Regions from separate parts of the Homo sapiens genome. Here region 1 is linked to region 2. Evidence: read pairs that join two places in POLR2A ChIA-PET (ENCODE). Cell type or tissue: B cell. All regions are shown on one strand. Each heading gives the region's core, and the rest is flanking DNA. Links, peaks and the distances in the headings are about the cores only.

What was found. Peaks named below come from ENCODE experiments on the same cell type or tissue, not always from the same donor. Only the 100,000 strongest peaks of a DNase experiment are listed, where the experiment ranks them.
Region 1: POLR2A ChIA-PET joins it to region 2 with 5 read pairs; 1 of 35 experiments calls an interaction of 5 or more read pairs at or near these places.

The regions. Positions count from the first base shown.
Region 1 is chr1:244,249,573-244,258,799 of GRCh38, reverse strand. It overlaps LOC105373262 (a long non-coding RNA gene), which reads left to right. Exons shown (of 3, transcript XR_949343.3): 2 at 5,087-5,149. Among named protein-coding and RNA genes, the nearest start is that of SPMIP3, 98 kb to the left of the region's middle. In B cell, for the core only: no CTCF peak of the experiment used is centred there; a DNase peak (open chromatin) is centred at 4,129; H3K4me3 peaks cover 1,290 bases; H3K27ac peaks cover 2,040 bases.
Region 2 is chr1:243,282,644-243,291,870 of GRCh38, reverse strand. It overlaps SDCCAG8 (SHH signaling and ciliogenesis regulator SDCCAG8), which reads right to left. Exons shown (of 18, transcript NM_006642.5): 5 at 5,474-5,599. Among named protein-coding and RNA genes, the nearest start is that of SDCCAG8, 31 kb to the right of the region's middle. RefSeq lists an enhancer at 6,314-7,050. In B cell, for the core only: no CTCF peak of the experiment used is centred there; a DNase peak (open chromatin) is centred at 3,980; H3K27ac peaks cover 3,785 bases.

The DNA of each region.
Region 1 (9,227 bases), core at 1,945-6,944, 970 kb before region 2:
CTTGATGCCGGCGCTGGGCAAAAATAAAGGGCTCCCACTTCCACTCTCAGCTCCCAGAGGGATGTCCTTGGCCGTATCGCCAGGACATCTGCCCAGGAAAGGAACAGGGGAGTATAAGAAGATATCAGCTGCAAAGACCATCCTTCATTGTAAGAACGATGCTGGAGGAGAGGACGTGGAGGGATAGGGGGCTTGTTCTCTCCCCTGTTCCACTCCACCAAACTTCCCAGAGAAAAACAATTTTTTTTTTCTTTTTTGAGACAAGGTCTTGCTCTGACACAGAGGCTGGAGTGCAGTGGTGCAATCACGGGCTCACTGCACCCCTGAACTCCTGGGCTCAAATGATCCTCCTGCCCCAGCCTCCTGAGTAGCTGGAACTACAGGCATGTGCCACCATGCCCTGCTAATTTATTTTTATTTTTGTAGAGATGGAATCTCCCTATATTGCCCAGGCTAGTGTTGAACTCCTGGGCTAAAGTGACCCTCTTGCCTCAGCCTCCCAAAATGCTGGGATTACAGATGTGAGCCACTGACCCTGGCAGAAAAAGATGTTTTAATTGCCAGAAACATATGTGGAAATACTGAAAGAACAAGAAATTAGCTGCCTAAATTTTGTTACCTTTTTTTTTTTTTTTTTTGAGATGGAGTCTCGCTCTGTCGCCCAGGCTGGAGTGCAGTGGCACAATCTCGGCTCACTGCAAGCTCCGCCTCCTGGGTTCACGCCATTCTCCCGCTTCAGCCTCCCAAGTAGCTGGGACTGTGGGTGCCCGCCACCACTCCCGGCTAATTTTGTTTTTGTATTTTTAGTAGAGACAGGGTTTCACCATGTTAGCCAGGATGGTCTCAATCTTCTGACCTCGTGATCCGGCCGCCTCAGCCTTCCAAAGTGCTAGGAATACAGGTGTAAGCCACCACACTTGGCCAGTAACGATAATAATTCTTTTTTTTTTTGACACGGGATCTCACTCTGTTGCCCAGGTTGGAATGCAGTTGTGCGATCTTGGCTCACTGCAACCTCTGCCTCCTAGGTTCAAGTGATTCTCCTGCCTCAGCCTCCTAAGTAGCTGGGAGTACAGGCATGCACCACCACACCTGGCTAAGTTTTGTACTTTTAGTAGAAACAGAGTTTTGCCAGGTTGCCAAGGCTGGCCTTGAACTCCTTGGCTCAGGGGTTCTGCCCACCTCAGCCTCCCAAAGTGCTGGGATTACAGGCGTGAGCCACTGCAACTGGCCACCTTTTTATAATTCTTATGACACTGTAAATAATCTCAAAAGTTCCCAATTAGATAGAAAATAAAAGTAAAGAAAAATGGGCCAGGTACAGTGACTCACATCTGTAATACCAGCGCTTTGGGAGGGCGAGGCAGGAGGTTTGCTTGAGGCCAGGAGTTCAAGACAAGTCTGGGCAACATAGTGAGACCCCATCTCTACAAAAAATTTAAAAATTAGCTGGACATGGTGATGCACACCTGTAATTCTAGCTACCTGGGACTGAAGCAGGAGGATTGCTTGAGTCTAGGAGTTTGAGGTTGCAGTGAGCTATGACTGTGCCACTGTACTCTAGGCTGGGTGACAGAATGAGACCTTATCTCAAAAAAAAAATTATAAGAGAAAAATGAAGAACATTTTTTATGTAATTGACTATAGTACAGAATAGAATTGGAATTTAAAGTTGCTATTGTAGTTATTTTATTTTATTATTTTGGAGACTGGGTCTTACTATGTTTCCCAAGCTGGTCAGAAACTCCTGGTCTTAAGTAATCCTCCCACCTCAGCCTCCCAAAGCCCTGGGATTACACCAGGTGAACCCTCCTGCCCGGCTCTGTAATTTTATATTACTTATTCTTAATATATTTTCTTTAAAAAATATTTGAAAATAATTGTTATTTAAATTACCTAACCTTGTATATTAATTAGTTCCTGATATTTCTTAAATAAAGGATTCCTGTGCTGTGCACTGATGTGTAACTCAATCTGCACACCGTGTAAAACTCTTGGATTGGAACAAATCTAAGAGATGAAATTTTTTCCAGGATAAAGCTGAACCTAACCGCTCACCCAGTGTGAATATTCTCTTTACAGCCTGTTAAACAACACAGCTATAGAGGCACATGTGGTTTTGTGTGTATGTGTGTGTGGCTACGAAGGGTTAAAATCTCAGGTTCTCCTAATTCTGTGAGCATGTGGTGGCCAGCCCAGAGCCAGATTGAGCCATGTTAATTTCCCAGAAGATTTCAAGGAATTATTTTTTGAAAAGGGAAGTTTGGACTAATAAAAACCAGGATAACCTCCGGCAGTCACATGGAAAAGAACAGAGACAAATTACTCCCGGTTTGTTCGACATTGTGGCCGGGGGCTTTCTCTAGCCAGACCAGACTGCTTTGTTTTTCCTTCATTCCAAATAGAGGAGTGATTTCAGTCATGTGCTGGGAAAGGTAAGAGCAGCAAAGTGATGCTGAGTGCTCCTCTGTGCTCTCTTTCTTGGGTTCGGCTCTTCCAGAGGCGCGGTAGGCGCTGCGAGGGCTCCGGCGTCATCAGGCCCCAGGTTTGGATTCCTGTTTGGCCACTTTGGGGAAATTTATGTTTCCCCTCTGAGCTTCAATTTCTATAACTATTAAGGAAGATAATTAACCTCATAGCCATCATGTTGAAGATTTGGATGTGATAAGGTCTGTAACGTGCCTGGCACATAGTAAAGACAAAAAAAATGCATAGAAATGCCTGGCTTACCCTCGGATCAGCTCCTCTCTTCAGGGTCTCATAGCTGTGGAAACCTCACCTCTTTTGTAAATAGCTCCCTGCAGGAGCTATTTGTAACCAGATGATTGACAGAGGGTTTGTGTACACATTAAGGCATTTTAAAATAAAATATCGGTTATCTATTGGCTATTGGCTATGTAACAAATTTCCCCCAAAATTAGGAACTTAAAATAATCTTCTTTTTTTTTTTTTTTTTTTTTTTTTTTTAAGAAACAGGATCTCAGTCTGTTGCCGAGGCTGGAGTGCAGTGTTGTGATTGTGGCTCACTGGCTCGTGGTAGCCTCAACCTCCTGGACCCAAGCAATTCTCCTACCTCAGCCTCCTGAGTAGCTAGAACTACAAGCATGCACCACCATGCCCAGCTAATTTTTTTTTTTTTTGGCTTTTTTACAGAGACAGGGATCTCACTATGTTGCCCAGGCTGGTCTCAAACTCCTGAGTCCAAGCGATCCTCCTGCCTTGGCCTCCTAAAGTGCTGAAATTATGGGTGTGAGTCACTGCACCCAGAGAAAACAGAAACAACCATTTTATTATGCTGACAGATTCTGTAGGTCAGGAAAGCACAGCTCCATGATGTCTATGGCCTCGACTGGGAGAACTGAAAAGTGACAGGGGGCGGAGGGCGGGTGGCGGTGACCAGCCCACTGGGGGAAGAAATCATTTAGAGATACGTTCATGCACATTCCCAGCTGTCAGTTAGGACCTCACACTAGGAACACCCACACATGGCACCTCCATGTGGCTTGGGCTTCCATACAGTATGGCGGTTTCGTACTTACATGGCAACTGATGGCCTGAAGGCAAGTTTCCCAAGAAAACCAGGCAAAAACAGTACCACTTTTTAGGTCCTAGTCTTGGAAGAAGTCACATAGCATCACTTCTGCTGGGTCTCAAGCCCTTCCAAGTTCAAGGGGAGGGAACGTGGACTTCACCTCTTGATGGCAAGAATGTCAGTCATATTGTGAGAACATGTAAAATGGGATATGTGGCATCTTTGGAAAATACAATCTGCCCCAGGGTTGAGTGAGTCAATAGTAAGTCCTCAAAACATTTCACTGGACCTGGTGAAGTATGAAAAATATATTTGAGGAGAATAGCTACAAGGCCATTGCCACTGTGGTTCGGGTGGGAAATAATGAAGGCCTGAAAAAAGCAGCAACAGAGAGAATGGAGAGAAGGAGGTGGCTGTCAGAGTTGGCCCTGGGATAGAATCACTCTCCTGCATGCAGCGCAGAGGAATATGAAAAGGAGAAAGAAGAGTCCCAAGGCTCTGACATTTTGAACCTGAGTGCCCAGCAGGGTGGGGCTGCTGTTATCTGAAATAGGGAAGTCACAGAGAGAAGCAGGAAACCTCCTCTTCCCTCTTTGCTCACCACATGCCTGTCCCTTCCCCAGCGACTTGGGCGTATGCGGCCTCAATCTATTTTGCATGCATGTCCTTTGCTTTTCACAGATCTGGACATGAGCTCAGATCCTGGGGCCTCAGTAAATCCCTCCAGGGCTGGGACGACGACCTTTCAGAGATGACATCAAGGGCTGTGCCTGGAAATGAGGCCATTTATGGAGCTGATTTTGAGTCCAAATCTGCTGTTTACTTTCAGCTTTACCTGTATAACTAAACGTCCAGGAAAAAGCAGTTGGACATGTGGAGCTTCTGCGAACTTTTTCAGTATCATCAGGAAAAGGCATGAGCAAACATCGCCTGATGAAGGAGCTCAAGTTCGCTTTTTGTGGCACTTGGAGGTCAGGCCCTTAGGACTCCATACTTAATCATGTTCTTTTTTGTTTGTTTTGAGATGGAGTCTTGCTCTGTCCCCCAGGCTGGAGTGCAGTGGCATGATCTTGGCTTACTGCAAGCTCTGCCTCCCGGGCTCACGCCATTCTCCTGCCTCAGCCTCCTGAGTAGCTGTGACTACAGGTGCCCGCCAACACGCCTGGCTAATTTTTTTGTATTTTTAGTAGAGACAGGGTTTTACCATGTCGCCCAGGCTGGTCTCCAACTCCTGACTTTAAGTGATCCGCCCACCTCGGCCTCCCAAAGTGCTGGGATTACAGGCGTGAGCCACTGCACCCGGCCAGGAATTACTTTTAGAATCATCATGTGAACCATTATCACTCTATACCTTGTTTTTTGACCCCAACTTGCCTTACCCACTATATAACTCAGGGCTCTTTTATTTACAAGTGACAAGAATTAAATTAAGTGAAAAAGCAAATTTATGGGCTCGTATAACTGGAAGGCTGGAGCATCTGGCCTCAGGTGTGACTGGATGCAGGAGCTCAAATGATGTCCTTGCATCTCCACCCTTTTCACTTCTCTCTGTAGGTTCAACTCATTCTTGATCACTGACAATGGACTTCCTGCATGCGCTACAAGCAACCCTCCCAGGTTAGTAACCCCAGGGAAAAGAGAGCCTGCTCCCACTTACCCCTTCTTCCCCACTCCCACCACCATTCATACCTCATTTCTGGGCAGGACTCTGATTGGTGCAAACTGAGCTATGTGCCCATTATTGGGCTTAAAAAAATAGGGAAAAAGCACATGTTCTGGGCAGGCAAAAATAGTAGTGGCCAGTGGCTACCTCACCTGCTTGGCCATCATCCTTGACGCTGCATAGACTCGAACTATTTCCCAAACCTACCCTGGTGCTTTGTTAGAAACACTGATTCTCAAGCCCCCATCCCAGGCCTACCAAGCCAGACCCCACAGTTTAACAAGATCCCCAGGTGATTCTTCTGTACCTTGAAGTTTGGGACAAGCTGAGTAAAAGGAGAAAGGGAGCAGGGCACAGTGGCTCACGCCTGTAATCCCAGCACTTTGGGAGGCCGAGGCAGGTGGATCACCTGAGGTCAGGAGCTCGAGACCAGCCTGACCAACATCGTGAAACCCCATCTTTACTAAAAAATACAAAAATTAGCTGGGTGTGGTGGCAGGTGCCTGTAATCCCAGCTACTCAGGAGGCTGAGGCAGGAGAATCGCTTGAATCCGGGAAGTGGAGATTGCAGTGAGCCAAGATTGTGCCATTGCACTCCAGCCTGGGTGGACAGAGCAAGATTCCGTCTCAAGAAAAAAAACAAACAAAAAAAGGAGATGGGCAATGGCTGTGAAGGAGCTTTCCAGAGACGAGCCTGAGCAGGTTCTGAGCATGGCAGCATGATGGTGGCAGGCAGCCAGCCTCCCCAGGTTAGCCCACAAGGAAGCAGCAGGCCTGGGTACTGCATGGATACCCCAGGCAGGGACTCAGAGACCAGAACTGGGGTACAAAGTCACAGCTAGCGTAAGCCATGACTCTGGTTCTGCTCAAACGTTGAACAGGCAACACCTTGAGTTCCCTGAGTGCAGCAGGCAGGGTGCCGTAACCTGGGTAGGCTAAGCCTGTGGAGGGTGTCTTCAGCAGCTTCTGCAGAGAAGAAAAGAAAGCTTTGAGGCCAGGAGAGTCCATTCCCAGAGTTTTACTGCGGGCAAAAGGTGAAATGACTTTTCTATTTTTTATTTTTTAATAAACTTTATAGTCGGTTGTTAAAGTGTTTCTGAAATTTGGATCCTGTCTAGTTGCAAATAGAGCCACTTCATGCATAAGAGTTTATGCAAAACACAATCATGCCTAGACAGACCACGCCCATTTCCAAGTGAGTTATTCATAGGAGTTAGATGTGGAAATTAGAGAAATTCTTAGTTGACTCCATCAGTTCCCATATCTTTTATTTATTTATTTTAAAGAGAGTATTCCTGTAAGGAGGGCTGCAGAAATGAAAGGCAATGGAAGTTTAATTAGATAGAAAGGTTTCGAGGCCTGGTGGTCTGGGCCAAAGACTGAAATTGCTTCCTGCCGCTTGGCTCAAGGCTCTGAGTCCTTTGCAAACCCAACATGGGACCATGACACCGGCCATAATGCCAGGTGCTGGGGAGCAGCTTCCCCCGGGACTCCAGGCTGTCCTGTCCTTTCATGGGCCTCTCGCGTGGTGTTCCTCACATGCATGCTCCTTTCAGGACTGCACCACAGCCCCACAGTCCTGTGAGACTGGAAGATGCTTTTGCTGTCAATAGAATTCCAAGCCCTAGAGTGTGGGGGTTATGGAAACAGGTTCTAAAATCAGACACACTGAGTTCAAATCCTTTTTTTTTTGCCACTTATTAGATGCCTGATGTTGAGTGGCTACATAACTTTAGTCTCCTCAACTACAAAATAGGGTTAGTGATAGGTTGGTTATGAGGATTACACAAGAAAGTGTACAGGAAGTAAGGAGGTAGAGGTTGTGTCATTTTCCTAATCATATTCTGAGCTCTTGGCCCAGCACTTAACCAAATGTTAAAGCAGTTAGCTCTGCTCAGAACATGGCAAGCACTTAATCAATAGGAGCTATTATTATTATTATTTAGTGTCTATAATAAAGTTTTATTAGAACATAGCCATACCCATTTGTTCATACATTGCTACAACAGCAAAATTGAGTATTTACAAGAGATCATATGGCCTGCAAAGCCAAAATATTTATTACAGGTTGAGTACCCCTAATTTGAAAATCCAAAATCTGAAGTGCTCCAAAATTCAAAACTTTTTAAGTGCTGACATGGTGCTCAAAAGAAATGCTCATTGGAGCATTTTGAATTTTAGATTTTTAGATTAGGAATGGTGAACCAGTATAGATTGCAAATATTCCAAAAATCCCCAAAAATTCAAAATCCAAAACACTTCCGGTCCAAAACATTTCAGATAAAGGATACCCTTGTCTGGTCCTTTATGCAAAACATTTACCCCAGTTCTATCTGACAACTTGGAGTTTTCCTTTGTGTTTAAAGGTTAAAACAGGAAAACAGGATGTGAATAGTGAGGTATAATATTTTTGTTTCATAAGTGTAAATTTTAGTTCATACATGAACATTTTTTCTAATTTTGAATTGTATATCTAAACTTCAAAGTTATTCTTCTTGGCCAGGCGTGTGGCTCACGCCTGTAATCCCAGCACTTTGGGAGGCCGAGGCAGGTGGATCACCTGAGGTCAGGAGTTTGAGACCAGCCTGGCCAACATGGCGAAGCCCTGTCTCTACTAAAAATACAAAAACGAGCTGGGCGCGATGGCAGGCGCCTATAGTCCCAGCTACTTGGGAGGCTGAGGCAGGAGAATTGCTTGAATCAGGGAGGCAGAGGTTGCAGTGAGCCAAGATCCTGCCACTGCACTCCAGCCTGGCAAACAGAGCGAGACTCTGTCTCAAAACAAAACAAAAAAAACGACAAAAAAGAAAGTTATTCTTCTCTTTTGTTTGAAAACAACAACAGCAACTAATGATTAATACTGCTGTACATTGTATTCTTGTACTAGGGCTGCCATAACAAGACTGAGTGGCCTAAACAACAGTAATAGAAGCTATTTACTATTCCTGAACGGTTGTTTGATTTTGTATGGTGCCTTCCCTCAAGATGCTGCTTAGTAAGCGCACGCTCTCCATTCCCATGGCATGAATATCAATTAACATTACTTTAGTCTTGAGAATCTTATGACGTTTCTTTCTCGAGATAATTGGAGACATCCTTAGGTTTTGGAGAAATGTGGAGTCCAGAAAGAATTTACAATTACAATATACATTTATTGGTCTTGATCACATTAATAAGAAGGGACTGCCACTCCCCATTCATTTTTTCAGGTTCCCACGGCTCCTCTTGTAATATCTCTTTCTGTGCACAACCAAACAGGACTTGGGGGACTTGAGTTAGGGATTCCTCAAGAATTTTGGAAGTAGGTTTATGTTCACACACAAGGATTTGTATTCCTGGTTTGGGTTCATTTTTCCTCCATTCATTCAGCACAGTTGTTGGGAACCTTGTCTCTGGAAGGCAGGGTGCCATGCGCTGCAGGTGAGAAAAAAAAAAGCCAGCCATCCCATTACTGGGTATATACCCAAAGGATTATAAATCGTGCTGCTATAAAGACACATGCACACGTATGTTTATTGCGGCACTATTCACAATAGCAAAGACTTGGAACCAACCCAAATGTCCAACAACGATAGACTGGATTAAGAAAATGTGGCACATATACACCATGGAATACTATGCAGCCATAAAAAATGATGAGTTCATGTCCTTTGTAGGGACATGGATGAAGCTGGAAACCATCATTCTCAGCAAAGTATCGCAAGGACAAAAAACCAAACACCGCATGTTCTCACTCATAGGTGGGAATTGAACAATGAGAACACTTGGACACAGGAAGGGGAACATCACACACCGGGGGCTGTTGTGGGGTGGGGGGAGGGGGAGGGATAGCATTAGGTGATATACCTGTTAAATGATGAGTTAATGGGTGCAGCACACCAACATGGCACATGTATACATATGTAACAAACCTGCATATTGTGCACATGTACCCTAAAACTTAAAGTATAATAATAATTTTAAAAAAAGCCAGTTTTACATAATGAGCTTCTCCTCCATGCCTCTACCTTAACCCAGTTCCGTGGCCATGCT
Region 2 (9,227 bases), core at 1,884-6,883:
CAAGAGACCTACTATTTGCAGTTGGTATCTAAAGTAGCAGGCAGTCATGTGGTACTGAGCCCTTAACCTGTGGGTCTGATACTGTGTAGTGAGTGTCAGAATTGAATTGAATCACTGGACACCTAGTTGGTATCTACAGAGAAACAGAGAATGGCCAGGTGTAGGAGAAAACAAACCCAAACATTTGGTGTCAGAAGCATTATGAGAAAAAGGAACAGTTTTTTCCTTTAAAGTCCTTTATTATTACGATCTTCTGCCTTTCCAGAAAAATATTTATCTTCAGTAAAAAGAAACAGTGCATGTATGGTGATAAACAGAGTTGACATGCAGCCTGCATGCCAGGGATTCAAAAAGGAAGAAGAGTAGGCTCTGTGACAAACCACAGAAATGTGTACCATCCAAAGGAAGCAGCCACTACTCAATTCCAGTCAATCACTGCCATGTGGCAGTGAAAATTCATATTACCAGATATCTGGTCCTTCATGTGAAACACTATTAAACACTGGCTCAAAATTTATCAAACAAACCAAACATGCCTGAGTTGAATTTAGTGTACCCATTGTTAGTTGCAACCTCTGTCACCCTCTCAACATTCAATGTAGTAAGCAGCCCAATGATCTGGGGAATTTATGTGTACAAGAAGGATTAAAATACGTATATTAATTTAATTCAACAAATAATTATTGAGCACTTGCTAAGGGCCAAAGGATATGGTAGTAGTCACAAGACAGGACAGGTCCCCAGACACTGACCCATACTGCAGTGTCGCATCATGCTCGAACGTGGTAAACTACATTCACCTAAAGTAGTACTCTGACAGTCTATTTTATATTCTTCTGGAAGTTCAGTTTAGTGCAAACATTTGTGTAACACCTATGGTGTTCAGACACTGTGCTAAGAGCTTGGAGGACAAAAATGAGCAAGATCAATCTTAGCTCCAAGGAGTTTACAGTCTAATAAGGGAGACACACACCTAGGCAGGTAATTTCAATTTAATAATGTGAGTGCTAGGCCAAAGGTGTGCACAGGGGCCTCTGCCAAAACACAGGAGGGATACTAAGGGCACCCAGAAATCCAAGGAAGGTTTTCCAGAAAAAAATTGACACTGGTGTGGTATCTTGAAGGATAAGTAAGGGTAAGCTAGATGGAAAGGGCATTCGAAGAAGAGAGAACCTCATGATAAACATCACAGAGGTATGGAATAGCATGGTGCCTGCAGGGGGGTCTCAGAAAATTCAGCATTACTAGACGTCAAAACATAAGGTGATGAATGTCAGAAGATGAAGCTAAAGAATCAAGTAAGGGACTTGAGAGTATACCACACCATGGAATGAGTCTGCACTTGATTCTCTCGGTAGAGTCAAATCCCCTAAGATATGATTGCATTTAAAGTTGTTTTTGAGATCAATGAAGGAGGGTGGTACTAATTTTCTATGGAGAAATTGGAGGGAGCATGTAGACCACAGATCACTAACTTATGATATAAAATATTATCATTCTTTGGAAAGAATTGCTAGTCTAACGGACATTTTGTTCTTTCACAGATAGTTTTAAAAAACTTGAATGCTACTTAACCAAGATGTTTTTAAAAACCTAAGTATGTTAAATCCTTGAAGATCATTCAAAACCTTTGATTTCTTAATTGGGTGGCAGGGGATCGGGGGGCGGGAGCGGTGGTAAGACAGGGGATGAAAACAAACGTGAAAAATATTGGCCGAGAAATTTTCTCCTTAAGAAAAAACTCCTGGATCTTTAAAGAAGGACACATGACAAAATGTTGAATAAATAACATGTTTTCGTATTATTTTGATTTTGTGAACTCTAGAGAAAAGCTTTCCATGAGGAAATATTTTATGAGAAGGCAAAGTGATGAAAAATCAGGACAGGAATGAAATATACTTTGAATGGCTTGCTTCTTTAACTTCTAGGTCATAAACTAGACCAAAAGTTGAAAGTCTTACAGGCTACCATCAAAGTCCAGGGCTACAAGCAGGAGACAATAAAAAGGAGATTCTTCTCTTTTCTGCCAGGGAAAACTTCTATCCTCTGCAAACAAAGATGGTTTGGTTCAATGTCGACAAGCTCTTCCTAACTTATGCAGAAAGGCGGTATAATTTAAGGTTCTACGGGGTGTATTTAGAGAATTAGATAGTCCTGGGTTTGAATCCTTGCTTTGCCATTATCTAGCTCTGTGACATTAGGCCAATTACTTAGGTTACTTAACAGCTGTGTACCTTAATTTACTCCTCTGAAAACAGAGATAATAACACCTGCCTTGTGTGGGTACTGCAAATCTGAAGTAATATAACGTAAATAGTTTGACACAGTGCCTCGCACATTATAACCATGTAGTCATCAATAAATGTTAGTTATTACTATATGAGATGGTTAATACTGAGTGTCAACTTAACTGGATTGAAGGATGCAAAGGATTGATCCTGGGTGTGTCTGTGAGGATGTTGCTAAAAGAGATTAACATTTGAGTCAGTGGGCTGGGGAAGGCAGACCCACCCTTAATCTGGGTGGGCACCATCTAATCAGCTGCCAGCGAATATAAAGCAGGCAGAAAAACATGAAAAGGTTAGACTGGCTTAGCCTCCCAGCCTACATCTTTCTCCTGTGCTAGATGCTTCCTGTTCTTGTACCTCAGACAGCGGGTTCTTCAGCTTTGGGACTCAGACTGGCTTCCTTGCTCCTCAGCTTGCAGATGGCCTGTTGTGGGACCTTGTGATTGTGTCAGTTAATAAGTTAATACTACTTAATAAACCCCCTTCATATATATATATTATATCATATTAGTTCTGTCCTTTGAGAGAACCTAATACACCATATAAATGTTTCAATTATCTTTTTTTTTTTTTTTTGAGATGGAGTCTTGCTCTGTCGCCCAGGCCAGAGTGCAGTGGCGCAGTCTCAGCTCACTGCAAGCTCTGCCTCCTGGGTTCACACCATTCTCCTGCCTCAGCCTCCCAAGTAGCTGGGACTACAGGTGCCCACCACCACGCCCGGCTAATTTTTTGTATTTTTAGTAGAGTTGGGTTTCACCATGTTAGCCAGGATGGTCTCTATTTCCTGACCTCGTGATCCACCCACCTTGGTCTCCCAAAGTGTTGGGATTACAGGCGTGAGCCACTGCGCCTGGCCACCTCAATTATCTTTCTTAAAAGGCATTATGAAACACTGAAAATCTATATTGAAATCAGCAAACTTCAATATAGCAAGGGAAGATTTAGCACCAACATTTTAATTGACTCATTACAAAAACCCCTTCCCCCCAAAAGAAGATATTTCTTGATTTTTTATATTTAAGATATCCTAAACATTTTTATTCATGTTACAACTTGTAACACAGCACCATGCATGTATTATTGAAATGTCTGGTTTTTTGTTTGTCTTGTTTTTATTGAGGCAAGGTCTCACTCTGTTGCCCAGGCTGGAGTGCAGTGGCGTGATCAGGGCTTACTGCAGCCTTGACCTCCTGGGATCCTCTGACCTCAGTCTCCAAAGTAGTTGGGACCACAGGTGTACATCAGCATGCTCGGCTAATTTTTTTTTTATTTTTAGAGAGATGGGGTCTCACTATGTTGCCCAGGCTTGTCTGGAACTCTTGGGCTCAAGTGATCCATCCGTTCGTGTGATCATCCTTCCAAACTGCTGAAATTACATGCGTAAGACACTGTATCTGGCCTTGAAATATTTCAATTCACTTACACAGGTAAAACGTGGGGGTAACAATTCAACAACAACAAATAACAGAAGATTAACATTAAAATAGATATCAAGGTCATCTGGCATATCTGCAGTAATCATTTCAATACCTGCATTATATTTAGCTCACATGAATGTTTAAAAAACAACAAAACCTCTCTAAAACCTTATCCTTTCTATGATTCTGACTGTAGTTTTGTTTAGCACATTTTCTTTGCTCATGCTGCAAGGCATGTGTGCTCTGACCATCATTTCCTTCCCCTTTTGCATTACTCATTTCTCTTGCCCTCTGATTCACTTGTCTGCCTAATTTCCTTTCTCACTTCACTTCCCCTTCTTCCACTTCTTTGGCATTACATAAATACTGAGGACTATGAATAATTGAATCACTGCTTGCTAAGTGACCACGTGTTTGGAAGAAAAGCAAATGAATATTTTTAAAATAAGCTACTTCTAAGTATTTTCTATATGGTGATATCTTCCTCAAATTGACATTAAAATCATAAGCAACTAAGATGGAGTTTTTACCACTAATAATTATACAAATCTTCAGGAAAAAGTTATACAGTGAGGAGAAAAGAACTGATCACAAACTTAAATGCAATTGCAGAAAATTAAACTGAAATACTAATTAGCCCACTTCATTTATCAGAGTTAATACACTCCTATACTTCTCAATAGCAAACCCTAACATATACAACTCCAGGATTATAAACCAACTATCAATTCAAGTTAAAAAAAAAAAAAACTTCAAAAACGAAAATTAGAGGATATCCCAATGAAACATCAAGACTTTCATGTTTTCTTAACAGCTGATTTACTAATGACGACAAAGTCAAAACCACCAAAGTAAACTGCAAAGTGAAGCTGGAATAGGCAAGTATGAAAACTTCCACATGGAAAGTTGAATTTGTCCCAAAAAGCAGAACAAGCTGTGACTATATCTTATAGCAAAACAGTTACAAAAAGTTTAAGACAAAAGTACTCTGATAAGTCATAAGATTTAAGCACTATTTAAATGTCACCACAATAATTCTCTGTCACAGAATTATAGAGATAATCTGACCCAACGTTCTTCAAACTCTGGGCCACTGACATTAGAATCACTTAGGCAACTTGATGAAAGTTTAGATTCCTAGAAGCCAACCAGACCAAGTGAATCAGACTCACAGGGGATGGAGTCCAGGAATTTGCACTGAAAACTCCTGGTATAGGTTAATCTTCTCAAATTACCAATAAAGAAATAAAGGACATACGTGATTAAGCTATGTAAAACCTTCTAAAATTACTTGCTAAACACCAGCCTTCTTAGGGAAATGGGAAGACTAACATTTTGATTCTTGGATCCTAAGGCCAACATTTTTTCTGCTACATCATGCAGCTAATTAGACTTATTAGATTTCAGACCTCAAGGAAAATTTAGAGAAATCCAACAGAAATCTAAGTTAAAGTTCTGAACGGTTTCTAGACTTAGCAAAGTCCTTCCTGTATAACACACTTCCTGCTTTCAGACCGGCTCTTTCCATATGGTAAGGCAGAAACGGTATGCTCAGAGAGGAAACTGTAGCAAAATATCACAAGATCGTTTCATCTGAGGATTCATTCCACCACAGTGAAGTTTGATATTTGAGGTCTCAAACAAATACCAACATAGTACTTTGGCCACACTTCAGGGAGAAAATCTAAGCAGCGAAGAAGGCGAGGAGAGAGGGCAGAAGGGAATATTCACACTAAAATAAAATTTATGATTTAAAATAATGCTCACGGATGCATCCAGAAGTGTTTGTTCCCTCAGTGTCTCCTCTTGTCTTTGAGATTTTAGCTGTTGCTGGAGCCCTTCGTTTTCAAGCACAACTACTTGTATTTTATTTTTCATTCCAGAGAGTTCCTCCTATAATAAACAAAACCAAACACATTAAGCATTATTAAGCAGTGTTTTTATTTGTTGATTATTAGAGGGCACAGCATGATATAAAGTACGGAAGACTTATGTTCTCCTTTTCCTGAAATATAATTATATGTTTAGACAAACAAGGCAGCCTAACATTAGCTAGATAACAAAGAGAAGGCTGGGGTATATAGTAATGGGCCTGCTGGTGGCATATCACAGAAGTGTGTCGTTTCTGACAATTTCCTTTTCTCCAAGGAATCGAGGCTCAAAGAAAAGCCTTAATTAAAAGGGTTATCCAAGAGATTTTAAAGAATGGAGTAGATTCTGAAAAATAAGATATATTATTACTCATGATCAAATACCATCAACTTGTTAAAAACTGATGGAAGATTAAATAGAGGGAGGCTCTGAGATAGAAAGGCATAGACGGGAGTGATGATTATCTATGAAATGGTAGCCAAATAAGAGAGAATTGTAGTAAAACATTTCATGGAGAATTGTGAAAGAGTATTTCCTTGGCCTCACAGGGTGTAATATAAAGAATTACAAATCAATAACAATTAAAATTACAGGATGTAACATAAGAAATTACAGGTCAACAATCATTAGAATAGCTATTGAGTGGCACCTCAGTCTCTGGAAAAACGTTTCAATAATATCAACATATCAATCATATAATACTTAACCTAATATTCACTACTAGTGCAATCAAAAGCTATTGTACAACATGTGAAAATTCCTCTCAATTATTATTTTTTAAAAACCCAAAGCTATAATAAAAAGCTGTAATTTAAAAAATATTGTGGACTTTGAATTTTCAGTCTGGAATGTAATGAGCTTGGAACACCTCACTCCCATCTTCCCAACAGGAAAAATGTTGAACAAACTGAAAATCAACAACTCTTCTTAGATCCATCAGAGAAATGAAGTCATAGGGAAAACTGCTGCCCCAAAACTGAAGAGATGGGTGGACGCTGAGACACAGAATTTACAGGAGGAAATCAGAAACCTCTGTAGGAGGTAGAAAATCTAAATCATAATTGATGACTTGCTGGAAGCTCAGTGTCAGCAAGTTTGAGAGTTAAAAATTCCAGACCGGGCGCGGTGGCTCACGCCTGTAATCCCAGCATTTTGAGGCTGAGGTGGGCAGATCATGAGGTCAGGGGTTCAAGACCAGCCTGGCCAATACGGTGAAACCCCATCTCTACTAAAAATACAAAAATTAGCCAGGTGTGATGGCACACGCCTGTAGTCCCAGCTACTCAGGAGGCTGAGGTAGGAGAATGGCTTGAACCTGGGAGGCCAAGGTTTCAGTGAGCCAAGATCACGCCACTGCACTCCAGCCTGGGTGACAGAGCGAGACTCCGTCTCAAAAAAAAAAAAATTCCAGGAAGACCCAGTCATAGAAGGACTGCCCCACTTCCCCAATTTTATCTCCAGGACACTACCAGGTTTTCACAGTAAAAACTAGAAAAAAATCCCCTTATGCAACCTAAAGGAAGAAGAAAAGCAGCCAGTTTGAAATATGCTTGGCATGTTGCATTCCTTGTAACAGGCCTGCCTCAAGGGAAACGACTTTACCAGAGCCTAACTGACTGGAGGGCTGCTGCCACCTAACCGGCCTAAAAAAAGAGAAATCCAGCTCCAGCCCCCTCTTGCATTCCGTGTGGGAGAGGGGGCCTCCGGCTTCCTCTAGCTATCTCGTCTAACTTAAAGGGCAGGGGAGACTGAGAAGCACTTGTGAACGTCACAGCCCAAGGCAAAGGCTTTACTAAAAGACTTAGATCTAGTCATAGGACTATTGAACGCTTCCCTCTACTCCCACATCTAACGACCACATCACTATGGCTCCCGTATACTGACAGAGAAATTCAACAGAAAGAACTGCATATCTCAGACTATATTTAGGAAGAACTCACTAGGGTAATCCATAGACAACAGAAGAGACAAGACCAGGACACTGAAGGAAATTTTAGCCTCTGACATGTACGGTGACAGCAAACACAGCCTAGCTTCCAGCCAGATAAACATAAAAGCTCATGCTAAAGGCCTACTTACCTCAGTTCCTTTTACCAAATATGTCATGTCCAGCATTCATCAAACAATTACAAGACATGCTAAAAGACTGAAACACAGTTTGAAAAGATTTAACAAGCATCAGAAACAGTCTGAGATAAGGCAAAGATGTTAAAATTATCAGACCAGGAATTTAAAATAATTATGATTAAGGCCAGGCACGGTGGCTCACACCTGTAATCCCAGCACTTTGGGAGGCCAAGGTGGGAGGATCACCTGAGGTCAGGAGTTCGAGACCAGCCTGACCAACATAGTGAAACCCCATCTCTACTAAAAATGCAAAAAAAACTAGCCGGGGGTGGTGGTGCATGCCTGTTATCCCAGCCACTCGGGAGGCTGAGGCAGGAGAATCACTTGAACCCAGGAGGCAGAGGTTGCAGTGAGCCAAGATCACGCCACTGCACTTGAGCCTGGGCAACAGAGTGAGACTCCGTCTCAAAATAAATAAATAAATAAAATAATTATGATTACTATGTTAAGGTCTCTAATAGAAAAAATAGACTATATGCAAGAACAGCGGGGTAATATAAGCAGAGAGATGAAAACTCTATGAAAAGAAAATGCTCAAAATAAAAAACTATTAACAGACATGAAGAGTGCCTTTGAAAGGCTCATCAGTAGACTGGATATAGCTGAGGAATGCATTAGTAAACTTTAAGAATTGTCAATAAGAATTTCCAAAAAAGAAGTGCAATAAGGAAAAAAACTGAAGACAGAAAAATTATACAAGAACTGCAGTACAATTACAAATTGTGTAATAAATATATATATATACATGTATATATATATATATAAATAAACAGGGACACAAAAAAGGAAAGAAAGGAAAAGAAGAAACATTTCAGTCAATAATGACTGAAAAATTTCCTGAATTAATGACAGGCACCAAACCACAGATCTAGGAAGCTCACCGAACACCAAGCAGGATAAATACCCCCCAAAAATACACTGAGGAATATCATATTGATACTGCAGAAAATCAAAGACAAAGAGAAAAATCTTAAAATAAGCCAAAGTAAACAAACAAACAAAGAAAACCCAAAAATCAGGCCGGGTGCGGTGGCTCATGCCTGTAATCCCAGCACTTTGGAAGGCCGAGGCAGGCGGATCATGTGAGGGTCAGGAGTTCAAAACCAGCCTGGCTAACATGGTGAAACCCTGTCTCTACTAAAAATACAAAAATTAGCCAGGTGTGGTGGCAGGCACCTGTAATCCCAGCTACTCGGGAGGCTGAGGCATGAGAATTGCTTGAACCCAGGAGGCAGAGGTTGCAGTGAGCCAAGACCTCGCCACTGCACTCCAGCCTGTGCTATAGAGCGAGACTCAGTCTCAAATAAATAATAATAATTAAAAAACAAAAATCAAACAAACAAAAAAACAAAAACCTTACCTACAAAGAAGCAAGGATAAGAATTACCTGGGAGTACTTTGCAGAAGCCGTGCAAACAGGAAGAGAATAAAATGAATCTAATTTTTAAAGTGTTAAAAGAAAAAACCCACCAACCTAGAATTCTGGATTCAGCAAGATTAACCTTCAAAAGAGAAAGAAAAA